3 separate regions of the Homo sapiens genome follow, and all the other regions are linked to region 1. The links are chromatin contacts, found by Hi-C or POLR2A ChIA-PET in ENCODE. All regions are on one chromosome and are shown on one strand. Each heading gives the region's core, a stretch centred on a gene start or an enhancer-like site at or near the end of the contact. The rest is flanking DNA. Distances are from core to core; before and after follow the strand shown. Region 1 holds the start of RNF13 (ring finger protein 13). Region 2 holds the start of U2SURP (U2 snRNP associated SURP domain containing). Region 3 holds the start of SHOX2 (SHOX homeobox 2).

Region 1 (4,198 bases), core at 506-3,005:
CCTGCCTCAGCTTCCCAAGTAGCTGGGATTACAGGTGTGCACCACAATGCCCGGCTAATTTTGTATTTTTAGTAGAGACGAGGTTTCACCATGTTGGCCAGTGTGGTCTTGAACTCCTGACCTCAAGTGATCCGCCTGACTTGGCCTCCCAAAGTGCTGGGATTACAGGCATGAGCCACCGCACCCGGCCTAAAAAAATTTATTTTGATGTTATGCAAGAAATCTGATTTAATATACCAATTTGGGATAATTTAATGAAAAAAATGCTTATAGAGATATTATAAATGTGTTTATACTAATTAGTCTTCTTAGTAATATTCCCAATGCTGACTTTTATTTATGACTTTCTTAAAGGCAGAATTGTGATTTAAGTATTGAATGTCTTTGCAACCAATGAAAAGTTAAGACTACATAGAATACTCATAGGATACACAGAAGAGGAAAGTACCTTTGATAGCTTTTATTTAATTTTTTAAAATTTGATCTTAAATTTCTTGTATTTGAATTTTATTTGAGTAGGTAATATTTGCAAGGTTCAAAATTCAAAAGGCACAAAAGGATACACAATAAGGAAAGAGTCTTTTCCCCATTGCTGTGTCCCACCTACTCAGGGCTCTCCAAGCAATCAAAGTGACAAGTTACATCCAATGGTATTCTACTAATACTCTGTGTGATAGCCTCCTCGCCACCATTTTTAAAAGATGATGTTGAAGGAGTTGAAGCCTGTAAAGGCCTTATTAAGGGTGCCTTATTATTTGAAGCAGAAGTAGTGCCTGATTCTATGTCTCCTGACATTTCTTTCAGGACTCTGTAATATTTGCCTAAGTCACACTGCTTTTGTAAGGTGGCGAGTTGGCAATGATTAATCAATGTGGATGGTACAATCCGGTAATTTAAGTTTCGACTGGTTTAAGATTGAGACAACCAGAAAGGAAGGCTTATCAGAAGGGCGGCAGGGGAGGAGATTTTTGGTTCATCAAAAGGAGGCAAGGGTTTTAAAAGGCTGACCTAGGGCCTGAATCACATGGTTTGACTTTTGCTAAGCCCCGGGGATGGCGCGTGTCAGGCCCAGAGTGCTGATGCCAGCGTGGATCCGAGCCAGGCCTCAGGGGACTGGCGTTCAGACCTCGGGCCGCTCGCATCTCTAACAATTTGAGCCCTACTTTAAGGTGTGGCCACGGTCCCCACCCACTCTGATCTCAGACTGGGCACGGTACGGAAGGCGGGCGGATGAGGCCTCGCCCTCGCCTCTTTAGTAGGTCGGGTGAGTGTAGTGTGCAGGGAAGAGACGCGTCAGCGCCAGGGCCAGGCCCGCCCGGGGGCAGCCCGGCAGCCGAATCTTGGGCTACTCTGTCCCAACAGCCGGAGCAGATCAGACCGACCGGCCCTGCCCGCTCGGTCCCGCGCCCTCCAGACCCTACGGTCTCCGTTTCTAGGGGCACATGGTTAGCGGCAGGCGCCCACAGCCAATCCACTTTGCCAGCCTGCCCCTTCCTCTGCCAAGAGCAGCTTCTTCAGCCGCGCTCCAGTTCCGCAGACGCCTGCCCCACCCTGCTCTTCCCTTCCAGGGAAGACGGATCACGCGGCCAAGAACGAGACTCGCAAACTGGGCATTTCTCCGAGCCGGGCTAGAGCAAGTAGCGAGACTCCGCGTGAGAGTGGGAAAGAGCCTTAACAGGCAACCATGTTGCCCAGTGGGTTTTCTGTGCCTTTGGGTGCGGACCAATGAGGCGCGTGGGGCGGGACTTCCGCTTCGCCTAGGTGTTGTCGTCCCTGCTAGTACTCCGGGCTGTGGGGGTCGGTGCGGATATTCAGTCATGAAATCAGGGTAGGGACTTCTCCCGCAGCGACGCGGCTGGCAAGACTGTTTGTGTTGCGGGGGCCGGACTTCAAGGTAAGACCCTGTCCGGCTTCGCGGCAGCCGGGCAGCTCGTTATCGAGCGGCCCAGAGAACATACCCCGCTTGTTGGCCCTCGAGCTCGGAGTCGGCCCTGCTGCTGAGGTCTTTGCTGCTCCTCTAGAGCTGGGTGAGAAGTCAATTAGGCTTTTTGCAAAAGGAATAAAATAGCCTTGCCCTCGGGGGACCGAGTCTCCCCTGCACTCTCATTCCGCGAGTTTGTGTGTGTCCAAAGTTGAGTTACCGGTTTTGCTTCTCTCATTCCCTTCTTGAGGCTGCAAGAGCCTGCCTGGAAAACATGTTTGGAAGGCTTTTCTTGGTCAAGTACCTGCCGCAACGTCCTCGGGCACATCGCTTGACTTTAGTTGAGGGGGCTGTTTTGTCTCTGAATAGAAGGAGGGCAGTCACTTCCTCTCTTTTACCCCCACCCCCTTTTTCTTTCCCTGGAAGCTCAGATTGCAGGTTTGGGACTTAACCCCTGCTAGGGCCAGATACTACGGTCAGTCAGCAGCTCTGCCTGTATGCTTGACTTGACTTGACTTGCACTTATTAAATAACTTTGTCCCAGAGAGAAAGAGAGAGTGGGCAGACATCGAAGCCAAACAGCAGTATCCCGGAAGCACTCATGCAACTTTGGTGGCGGCCACTCAGTTTTCTCTGCCAGTGTCTGGTAAATTCCTCTATTTTGTCCTAATCTGACAATAGTAAATAGTAAATTTCCAAAACTGTCGTTTCATCATCAGTTTCAGCACCGTGGGCAGCTGCTCGGGTCCTCTCTTGTTGCCCCAAACCTGCCCGGCTATTACTGTTCGTCAGTGATGCAGCAGAAACAGTGAAAACTGATGCATTCCTTTCAACAATGATGTGTTTGTTCTCCAAGGAGAACATCTGCAGTTTTTGATACAATATAAATAAGTAAGGTGGCTGTGCCTCCAAAGAGTTCTTCTGGAGAAACAGATCAATTCAAGATTTAAGGTAGGGCTTTCAAGAGTTTATGCTATTTAAGCACAGTTTTTTAATGGGTGGACATTAGCTCCATCTCGAAGTAACAAAACTGGACAGTGATAGCAATTAAAAAGAACTTTAAACAGGAGGTAAGAAGTGTAGTGCAGTGCTGTAGTGCAGGAAGTGTAGTGCAGTGCTGTAGTGCAGGGCCCATAAGGATTCATTAATAGATTTTAGAATCAATTTAGTACATTGACATAAGCTTTATAAAGAAAGAAAAAATACCAGAGGACATTGTATGGAATAAAAGTAAATATTATGGCAAGAAGCTTTTGTTTCAGTTTTTAACAGTATGTGTGTGTCAAGAGGAAGATGGAAATGTAAAGTGTATTATGGATTATGGCAAAAACAAATGTTTCAAAATACTAAATTCCAAATTTGGGAGTCAAGCTGGGTTCAGCTCTGCCATTTACTAATTCTGTGACATTTTCCGTAAATAAGAAATGAGTTGTTATGAGGATTAAATGAAACAAAATTTGTCTATTACATAATTTTTTTTTGTTTTGTTGGAAACTGTTGGAGAGAGGCACAGTTATTTTTCTCTATGTAGGGAATGAGAACTGTTTTATTAGTTTTTTTTTTTTTAACCTCTGCCTTTGTTTGAAGCTAGGCAGCTTGACATCTTGTCTCTATGTGTAATGCAAATCATAGACAGAATCTTGGTTTGAGAGGTATAATACTGAAGGGTTTGGGATAAGTTCTCATCTATGCTTGTATAAAGCTAATTTTCTCAATAATTTTGGAGGGGCATAAATTGTTGCTAGCATTCAGCTTTCTTCCCTTGATATTTTTCTGCATTCCAGAATAACGTAGATTTATCAGAACTTTTACAGGCACTAACTTTAGCTAAGTGAGGGTAGGCCTGAGGGTATGACTAAAGGGATAGATTTATGTCTTTGAGTTAAGTTGGCTAGGAAGGCATTTTATGCCTTATAGTTCTTGCCATAAGAGATGTATGAAATGAAATAGTTTGGTCAACTATCATGGTATGTTTTGCTTACTTCATGTAGGTGTGACCTAGAAATGGTTGGCATTTAAATAACAATATTTTTAAATCTGGGAATTGATGTTTAGCAGGAGGCAAATGAGTTTCAGTCAAAACAGTGTTTTGCACCATTTGTCATGTTTACCATATGGCATTGCATATGATAGTTTCACATGACATAAAAAGGGGAAGAAAGTTGGTAAGCATTGTTACTTTTCCCAAAAGAGGAAACAAAATTAGAAGCGAATTCCTTTTAATAAAGCATACTGGTGAGTCATTGTTCAAAAATGTATGTATTCTATAGATATTTA
Region 2 (4,528 bases), core at 352-2,851, 6.8 Mb before region 1:
TCTTCTACCCTCATACCCTCACAGAGAATAGGAGGCCTGGCCTGCTGATTCCTTAGTGGCTGGCATATATGTCTGTTAATCTTTCTTGAGAGCCAGCCTTGTGTCAGATCCTGTTCTAAGTGCTTCCCTCGCTCCCCACCCCCGCCATTCAACAAAATTCTACTTCTTCAGAGCTGGTTCAAATGCTTTCTTCTCTATGACCACCCCCCCCCCTGCCCCGCCCCGTCTCTTTTCCTCACTCCTACTCTCAGAATTAATTACTTCTTTCAGAGGTCCCTCAGCTATTGATCCTTCCTTGCAGCATCAATTTAATTATGCATAGTGTCAGTTTGCGGTTTCCTTGTCTCCTCCATTTCTCATTAAGTTTTAAATCATATGAAGACAGTGCATGTTTGTCTGTCTCTGTAAGCCCTACAACACTTTGGGCAGGCTTTTACACACAAAACGGGGCTCAAAAATATTTTGAATAAATGATTTAGGGAGAGGTCCACAAACGCCCTCCACTCCCACCCTAGTCCTCAGAGCAATACTTTAAAATAAAAATCTGACCATTTCAACCTTGTTAAAGGCCGATCTTCATTCTGAGAACAGAATTCTAACTCCTAAGCACGATGGTGACCTCAGGGCGCTGTGTGAACCTGCACCCGCACCCCTGTCCAACCACGTCCCTCCCCACACCTGGTCTAATAAAACGACTGCTTTAGGTGACCTGCACGATCGGCTGTACTGATTCATGCCACAGGCTTTTACCTCAATTACTCCCTCTGTCTGGAATGTCCTTTCTTTCCTTGCCTGGCCTGATTCGGGCATGGCCTTCTCAAGCAAGCTTTCCGTCTTTGAATCTAGGCCCTGATTAAGAACTTTTTAAAAAAGTACTAAGTTCAGAAAAGTTTAATATGGTGTTCCCCCATTTATGTGATTAAAAATGAAAACAATACTAAAGTGTAAAATGTAATCTTTAAAATGTCACACAACTTTACATGCATGCTAGATTTAGAATACCATCTGTATTTACGATTTTCTCTTATTGACTGTCTCCACGCGCACCCACTCTGCAGACGCCCTAAAGAGTGTCTATCGGATCACCCTCAAGTTGGGTCAAACGGCTCCTCTTCTCGGCTTTTCGGGAGCAACCCTATCTCAACATTCACCATCTTAAGATGAGCAGACTGCAAGTTTGCCTCTCCCACCAGTATGGGAGCTGCCGAAGCGGCAAGAACAGCGTTTCCGTCCATCGAGCGCCAGGTCACCAGTCAGCTCCAGTCCTATTTTGAGTTGAAGTAAAAGCTCCTCCCTAGATGGCCAGTGCACGTCTTTAAAAAGCGACTCCTTTCCCACAAAGGAAATACGACTGGTTCGCATCTATCAAGGGTTGGCGTTGGGATAAGAGGGTGAAGTATCAGCTGGCCCTGATTCTCTGAATTCCCGGACCCAATAACGCGACCAAGCACCGTGACTCCCAGGAAAACTAGCGGAGTGAGCGCGGCTGAGGAAATTACTGACACCGGAAGTCACGTGAGCGGCTGCCCCTAAGGTCGCTATCTCGACAGTCGACTATTCAGCCTTGCAGGCGCCTCTGGCGGGCTTCACTGAGATCCGCTCTTTCGGTGCTCGACTCGCCCGTGCTGCTGCCGCCGCCGAAGGAGGGGCAAAGCTCAAGATGGCGGACAAAACGCCAGGCGGATCTCAGAAGGCCAGTTCAAAGGTAATTTCTGACAAAATTTCGTAAGTCAGCGGATCTACCACTGTCGTTTGGGGCCCACAGACGCTTCTGGCCTGTGAGAGGCGATTGGGATTGGGGTCTGCATTCTAGTCGCGACGGTAGGCCCGGGCGCCGCCGCACCGTTGTGCGCAGGTTGAGAGGCCTGGTATCTCCCCATAGTCCCAGCCGGGATTCAGCTCGAGACTGGCGTGCCCAGTGGGTGGAGGCGTGAGTGCTTCGGCCCGCGCTTGGCATTGGAGTGAAATCAGGAATTCAGATTGAGGTCTGAAGCAGTGAAAACGCTCTCCTGTATCTCAGCTTCCTGCGCCCTGAGGCCGCCAGACAGCGCCTGGGAGAGAGGCGGGAATCGCTTCCCGGTGCTTAAATGTCTGCTGCTTTTTTCTCGGTTTTGGATCTCACTCACTTCCGGCCTCCCTCAGTTTCCCTCCAAGGAATGAATAACCTCTAGGGTCGCCAGCTGTGAGGGGAGGACCACTAGGGCAAAGACACGGAGTGGGAAATGCAGAGGCGGGAGCAGCTCTCCTTTGCAGTGCTGCATAGCCAAGGTTAATGTACAGTCTACACGTGGTCTTTACCTTAACGGGAAGTAAAAAGCACTTTTGAGGGTAGAGGACTCGTGGTCTCTTTCTTTATGTTGAAGAAACAGTGAAAAGAGAAGCTCCGTAGACTTGTAAGCTACATACGATTAGTAAATTGCATTTGTGTTTACAGGGAACCCTGGGCACGTATTGTGAAACCAGTGAGCTGTGGTAGTAGTTAAGCATTAGTACGGTTGGGTTCTTAGTTGCCATCTTGGGCGGGACATTTAATCGTTTTTTGGTTTGGGTTTCTGGTCTCGAATATATTAAAAGTAATTGGTACTGCCACGAGGTAGTTAAACTTTCCGATGCTGATGCAAGAAGCTGTGTAACACTTTCAGGTGCTAGGGACTGTTAAATCTTAAAGAGTGTGTGACTGTAAATCGGCTATTAGAAAGTTAAATTTACGGTAGGAGAGAAGCTTGCGTTTACAGTTCTGAGAAACATCATAACTCGTTTTCTACTTGCTTTCTCTAATCCGACTGTTTATGCCATTTGGTGAACGATGTACACCAAAATAATTAATTCATAATTAGTAATGGTCTTAACAGACATCGTTTAGTTACATAGAAACTTTGGTGAGGGGCCAGTTTCGGCTTCTTTACAAGGTATTGTGTCAGTTTTTTTTCCCCCTCCTCAGTACATTTTCTCGTCTCCCTCTCTTTGGGGGCGAGCTCTACCAACTCTTCTCAACAGACTCCTGACAAGAACATACCGTTAGGGAGCTATTACTAAAGCTAGCTACGTTCATAACAAGTCGTGCATAAGCCTCACAATTTTTGTTTCTTCTCAAAGTAATATTTTAAGTATTCCCTACTTGAGGTCTTGGATACATTGAAAACATTTCAATGTCTGTGTTCAGGCTTCCTTCTAAAATAGTGCTTCTCATGACTGAATGTATGGCTGTTCTCAATAAATAAATTATTGGATTATCCAGTAATCTTTTCTGTTTATATTGCCTTAGATTATAATCTCTTGATGCTATTAGCAGATTTCTTACTGATGTCTGTGAAAGGAATCAGAATATCTTAACTAATTTGGAGGCTGCATAATGTAGTGGGAAGATTATGAATTTTGTTAACAAGAGATTTGGGTTCAAATCCTGACTTGGTAATTAATTATATTTGCGATAATAAGGCAGATTGCTTAAACTCTGGAGCCTCAATTCCCTCATTTGTAATGTAGATATAATTCTTTTTTTACATGGTTGATATAAGGATCAAATGAGATAATGTCTATGAAGTACATAATAAATCTTAATTTCTTTCCCCTCTTTTTGTTTTTAGAGGAAATCAAAAGTTCTTAGCTTTCAAAATGTCAGGATAAATTTTAATCCTGTGATTTGGAATCTAAGTCATCAGCTGTCATAATGACTGCCCAGATAGCTGCTTTTTATTTATTTTATTTCTTTTTTTTTTTTTTTTTTTTTTTTGTGAAAGAGTTTCGCTCTGTCGCCCAGGCTGGAGTGCTGGAGTGCAGTGGCACAATCTCGGCTCATTGCAACCTCCGCCTCCCGGGTTCAAGTGATTCTCCTGCCTCAGCCTCCCTAGTAGCTGGGACTACAGGCGCCCGCCAGTACGCCCGGCTAATTTTTTGTATTTTAGTAGAGACGGGGTTTCACCATGTTGGCCAGGATGGTCTCGATCTCTTGACCTCGTGATCCACCCGCCTCAGCCTCCCAAAGTGATGGGATTACAGGCGTGAGCCACCGTGCCCCGCCCTGCTTCCCTGCTTTTTATTTCTAACACATAATTTATTAGAGAAATTGTAAGATCATTTTGGCTAATACTACAGTATTTAGAATTTCTAGCCTTTGATATCTGGTTTGATTTCCTTTCCTCTGGAAAGAACAGATGAGTGGCTTATATTTTACAATACAGATGGAGTGAACAGATACTTCTGTTTCATGATTCGTCGTTTTCTTTGGTAGTTACATTCCCGTTAATATGGATAGGGATGCTTATTATATTTCTAGACATTGGGAAAATGTTAATTTTAAATGTACAATATGGCAAAATTATTAACATTTCTTAATTATAAAAAGATTAAATTAGATAACCTCTACAGGTCTTCTAGTTGGGGTGTTTTTTTTTTTTTTTTTTTTTTTTTTTTGAGAGGGAGTCTTGCCTTGTCGCCCAGGCTGGAGTGCAGTGGTGCAATCTCAGCTCACTGCAACCTCTGCCTCCTGGGTTCAAGCAATTCTTCTGCCTCAGCCTCCCGAGTAGCT
Region 3 (4,133 bases), core at 847-3,346, 8.3 Mb after region 1:
TTACAAATTTAGGAAGACCTGGTGCTGGTTTGGAGGAAGAAGAGTCGCTAGATCTCGGCCCTGCCGGGCATTCTAGCTACGGTGATCTTAAATATTGCCGTATTTTCTAGTTCTCAGAGTTAGTTTTGTGGACATTTGTCCTTTCTTTAGGAAGGAACATTATAGTAAACATTATGGGCCAATTTAATAGCAAAGTATTTTTACTGATATTGTATTGAAATTTAAATATGAAAACACACCCTTCAAATTCTGCCAATGAGGTGGGAAGGCTTTGTCTATTACATGTCATCTACACAGTGGATGCCACTCAAAGTTTTGGGGCTTCGAGGAGATGTCCAAATTTCAAGTTGATCCATAGACTTAATAAAATCTCTATTTTTGTCCCCAAATTTCCAATTACTGATCTAAACAGGAACAGACCGTGTCATAAACAACTTAATTGCTTGCTTAAATATGTGATTCCACGCATGCCACATATTTTCTTAATTGGAAAAATATGGCAGTACACCAGTTACTGCAGGCACCAAGTGCCAAATCAATTTTATTGTTGAACTCCTTTGAATTGGTATAGAACGCTCTGCCATTGAGATAAAGACGTTTCCTAACACTGAGCTAGCACCAAAGGATTTTTGCTCTAAGAGAACCGAGTACTGGGTGATTGAAAACACTAAAGGAATTGTGTAAATATAGATCCCCACCTCCCCCGCCGCCCCCCCCCCCCGCCCCCAACACACCAAGAAACCGAAACGCCTCGCCCGGGAGAAGCAGCGTAGCCTGGACCTCAGCTTTCGTTGGCTTCCTTCTACCTTGAAAGAGAATGGGAAGTTTTGGCCCCTAAGATCCAAAGATTCAGGGGCTCTGCGGAGTTCGAGGGGTCTTGGCGGCCCCAAACACCTAGGCGACCGGAGGGTTAAGCTTTCCACCTCTGCCCCTTCTCCCTCCCGGCAAACTCTGCGCTAGAGGCTAGCTTTAGTCCCGCCGTCTGGTTCAGCACCCCCTCCTGCAGCCCGGCCCCGCGAACTTCCACGTCCGCCTGCGGGCCATCCGGGCTGCGGGCCCATCCTCCCGCTGGTGAAAAATGCATTTCGGTGGAATGGGAACATCTGGGAAGGGCGCGCACAAACCCCACACGCTTCCCCCCACGCCACCCCCACAACACACTAGGACCCCACCCATGACCGAGCATACCACCGGACCCCCACCCTTCCACTATCACTCTAGCTGACAAAGCTGGGGTCCAGGGCCCTCTCCGTGTCCCTCTCCCCTCCCCGCTGGGCCTCGGAGTCCTCTCCCGCCCGAGAGGAGTCCGGAAGGCGGGAAGGGGAACCGCTGCCGGGGGTCAGTCAGGTCGTTACCCTCCGTCAGTCGCGGGCTGCCCGGCTCCCTGCTTCTCTCGGCGGCGCCCATGTCCAGCTCCCGGACGGGAGAGCGCCCTCCTCCAGCTCCTCCGCCTGCTCCTCCTCCTCCTACACCTCCTCCGCCTCCTCCGCCGCCGCCTCCGCCTCCTCCGCCGCCGCCTCCGCCGGCCGCCCGGACTGCCGGGCTGCTGCGGTCGTCGCGGCCCGCCTCGGTGCAGCCGGTCGGCTCCTTGGCCCCGCGCAGCGGCCCGCTCTCCAGCACCTCCCGGTACGTGATCGCCTCCTTCTTCTCCTTCACTTTCTGGTCAAAAGACTTGGAGACGAACGCCGTAAGTTCTTCCATCGCCGCCGCACGTCAGCCCGGCGCTCAACCTCTGCCAGCAGAGCCCCGCTCTTTTTTTCCTTCTTCTTTTTTTACTGCTCCAGCCCCCCCAATAATAACACATCAATGGGACAGGAGGTGGGGGAGGAGAGGGAGGAGGAGAAAGAAGAAGAAAAAGAGGAGAAGAAAGAAGAAAGAGGAGGAGAAGTAGAAGGAGAAAAAGAAGTAAGAAGAGGAGGAGGAGGAAGAAGAGGAAGAGGGGGAGAAGGGTGAAGAGGAGAGGGAGGAGGAGGAGGAGAAGAGAAGGGGCGGGGGCTGCCGGAGGGAAATGGGAACTGATGCTTCCCTGCCGGAGCGCGCTTGTTCAATGTTAAGATCTTTGACAATTCTTCCTGCGGAGAGTTCAGATCTGATAGCGACGCTGCGCTTGAAGTCCCACTATTTATACTTCCTAACGGCGGCCTCTTGTTTTGAGTAAATTACCTCCCCTCGCAACTCGGAGTGAGCCCCCTTCCCGGGTAGCAGTCGCGCCTCTACCGGGGGTTGGGGAGGGGAAAAGGAGAGAAACAGAGAGAGAGAGAGAGAGAGAGAGAGAGAGAGAGAGAGAGAGAGAGAGAAGAGGAGAGAGAGAGATTGGAGTTCGGGCGGGCTGGGGCTGGAGTGGTAGGGCAGCACAGGGGGACCGGAGGGGGCGGGGAGAGAAGGCCGGTCCCCGGCCGCTCAGGTTTTCAGATAGCCCCTGCCGCCTGTGCTCTTGGCCATTAATCCAGGATTGACAAGAATCCCTAATTAATTTAATTAGGCGTGGATTTTGCGTTGGTGTCACGACTTAGTTAAACACTGGGGAGCTGGATAGACCCCGCGGGGTGGGGCCAAGAGGAAACTGACAAGTGCGCAGCTCTTAGAGTCAGTCAGGTATCCCGACACTGCATCCTTCCCTACAGCCTTGCTTCGAGTCAGGGTGCCTCGCAATGCTCAGCTTCGCATTGCTTTTCCTCGTCCCTGCCCTGCATCAACCGCCCAGCAGTTTACAGGCCCCGCATCCCATTCCCGCATCCTGACCCCGCATCCCAATTCTGCATCCCCGCCTCTCCCTCACAATCCCACCCCTGCCGGCCGTAGCTCCACCGCCCAGCATCATCCTGCCCAGAGACAGGGTTGCCTGCACCTTCTCCGACCCGCGCAGCTTCTCTTAGGAGCTTCCCGGCTCGCAGGCAGGCTGAGTCCGGGTCTTCTCCAAGCTCCTCGCCCCTCGGTCCGTGTTATTCGCTCTATTATTCGTGTCCTGGAGCCCAGCTGACTCCTCTATGGACAGACCCCGCTAAAAGGGACCAGTCGATTTAACAAGTTTCCCCAGCAGCTGTTAGCTGACAGATCTCATTTTAAAGTGTTTCCTTAGCGCCCGGTCAAGGACAGCTCGACTTCGTTCGTTTCCTCTCTGAGGTCTCAGAACTCCCACCCTTCTCCCTTACTCTCTGCACTCGGACCCCTCTATGGTGAATTACAGGACTTCTTCTTTAGCATCTTGGGAAACATCCGAGTTTATTTACTAATTTGAAAAACAAGAGATTATCCCTCTTCGAGTCTGAAAAAAAAATCGACGTTAAGTTTGTACCCCCTCTAATTTCATTTATTACGGAGAGCTAAAAAAGAGACGCTCGCCAGGAGTAAAGGTCTCTCTGCCTACCCCCCCCACCACCCCGCTTACGATTTAAAATTCTATTTCTGGGCTATTTTCATCGGAACGGTTTGTTACGTTAGAGGAACATCTATATTCCTGAGTCATTTGTCTGTATTGTGCCGGACAGGGCTTGCTGTGAGAAGTGTGGCTATGCAAATACATACTCACAAAAGAATATTTACATATGATGTTATATTTAAGTGTGTAAACAAATATACCTCTAAGTGTGGCTTAGGGGACATTTTCAAGTACTCTGAATATTAATGCAGACTTTCTGGAAGTTAAAGGTAACTTGATCATTATTTTGGATCTAATACTCTTAGTAAAAATAAGAGGAATTACAGAACATTAATATGTATATCTTCCGTATATTGGTTAAGGCATCAAAACAAATTAGCAGATAATTTAAGAAGTTCCGTCAAAACAACCTGAAACACTTGCAAAAAGAGAACACAATTATAACTTAATATATTAGTGTTTCTCAAATAGATGTAGATAGAAGCTGGATATAACCTTATGTTATACTACAATACTCACATTAAAATGTTCATGTTTGGTGAGTTTAAGGATTATGTATATCATGCTTTTTAGAAACGTTGTTTTCCCTTTTTAAAACATTTCATTTTTTGCCACTTTTAGGAGAGCTAATGTCTATAATTTTTCCGCAGCTATAGCTTTTAGGTATGAATACATTGTTATCAGTACTTGCTTTTGTTTTGTTACACCACAAAAGGGACAAAGTTTCAAAGTTATACGAATTTAGAAACAATTT

What was found. A loop is a pair of places that touch in the nucleus more often than their neighbours do. ChIA-PET counts read pairs that join two places held with the same protein, here RNA polymerase II (POLR2A). Pooled maps may share reads with other maps.
Region 2: a map of CD8-positive, alpha-beta T cell shows a loop between it and region 1 (11-fold over the local background). The contact joins the promoter of U2SURP here to the promoter of RNF13 in region 1. A Hi-C loop is called at or near these places in 1 of 168 maps with a recorded cell type or tissue (CD8-positive, alpha-beta T cell), 1 of 37 single-sample maps with no recorded cell type and 5 of 50 pooled maps.
Region 3: a map of CD8-positive, alpha-beta T cell shows a loop between it and region 1 (14-fold over the local background). The contact joins the promoter of SHOX2 here to the promoter of RNF13 in region 1. A Hi-C loop is called at or near these places in 1 of 168 maps with a recorded cell type or tissue (CD8-positive, alpha-beta T cell) and 3 of 50 pooled maps. POLR2A ChIA-PET finds 5 or more read pairs at or near these places in 1 of 52 experiments (activated CD4-positive, alpha-beta T cell).

The regions. Positions count from the first base shown.
Region 1 is chr3:149,811,460-149,815,657 of GRCh38, forward strand. RNF13 (ring finger protein 13) reads left to right here and starts at 1,756. Exons shown (of 10, transcript NM_183381.3): 1 at 1,756-1,894. RefSeq lists enhancers at 1,113-1,624, 1,490-1,599 and a silencer at 1,130-1,279.
Region 2 is chr3:142,999,969-143,004,496 of GRCh38, forward strand. U2SURP (U2 snRNP associated SURP domain containing) reads left to right here and starts at 1,602. Exons shown (of 28, transcript NM_001080415.2): 1 at 1,602-1,705. The coding sequence starts at 1,661. It overlaps PAQR9-AS1 (PAQR9 antisense RNA 1), which reads left to right. Exons shown (of 5, transcript NR_125393.1): 5 at 1,059-1,122. LOC100289361 (a long non-coding RNA gene) reads right to left here and starts at 1,499. Exons shown (of 1, transcript NR_034032.1): 1 at 877-1,499. RefSeq lists enhancers at 1-40, 1,040-2,039, 1,314-1,963.
Region 3 is chr3:158,104,324-158,108,456 of GRCh38, forward strand. It overlaps SHOX2 (SHOX homeobox 2), which reads right to left and starts at 2,097. Exons shown (of 5, transcript NM_001163678.2): 1 at 1,356-2,097. The coding sequence starts at 1,701. RefSeq lists a silencer at 1,487-1,536 and an enhancer at 2,285-2,788.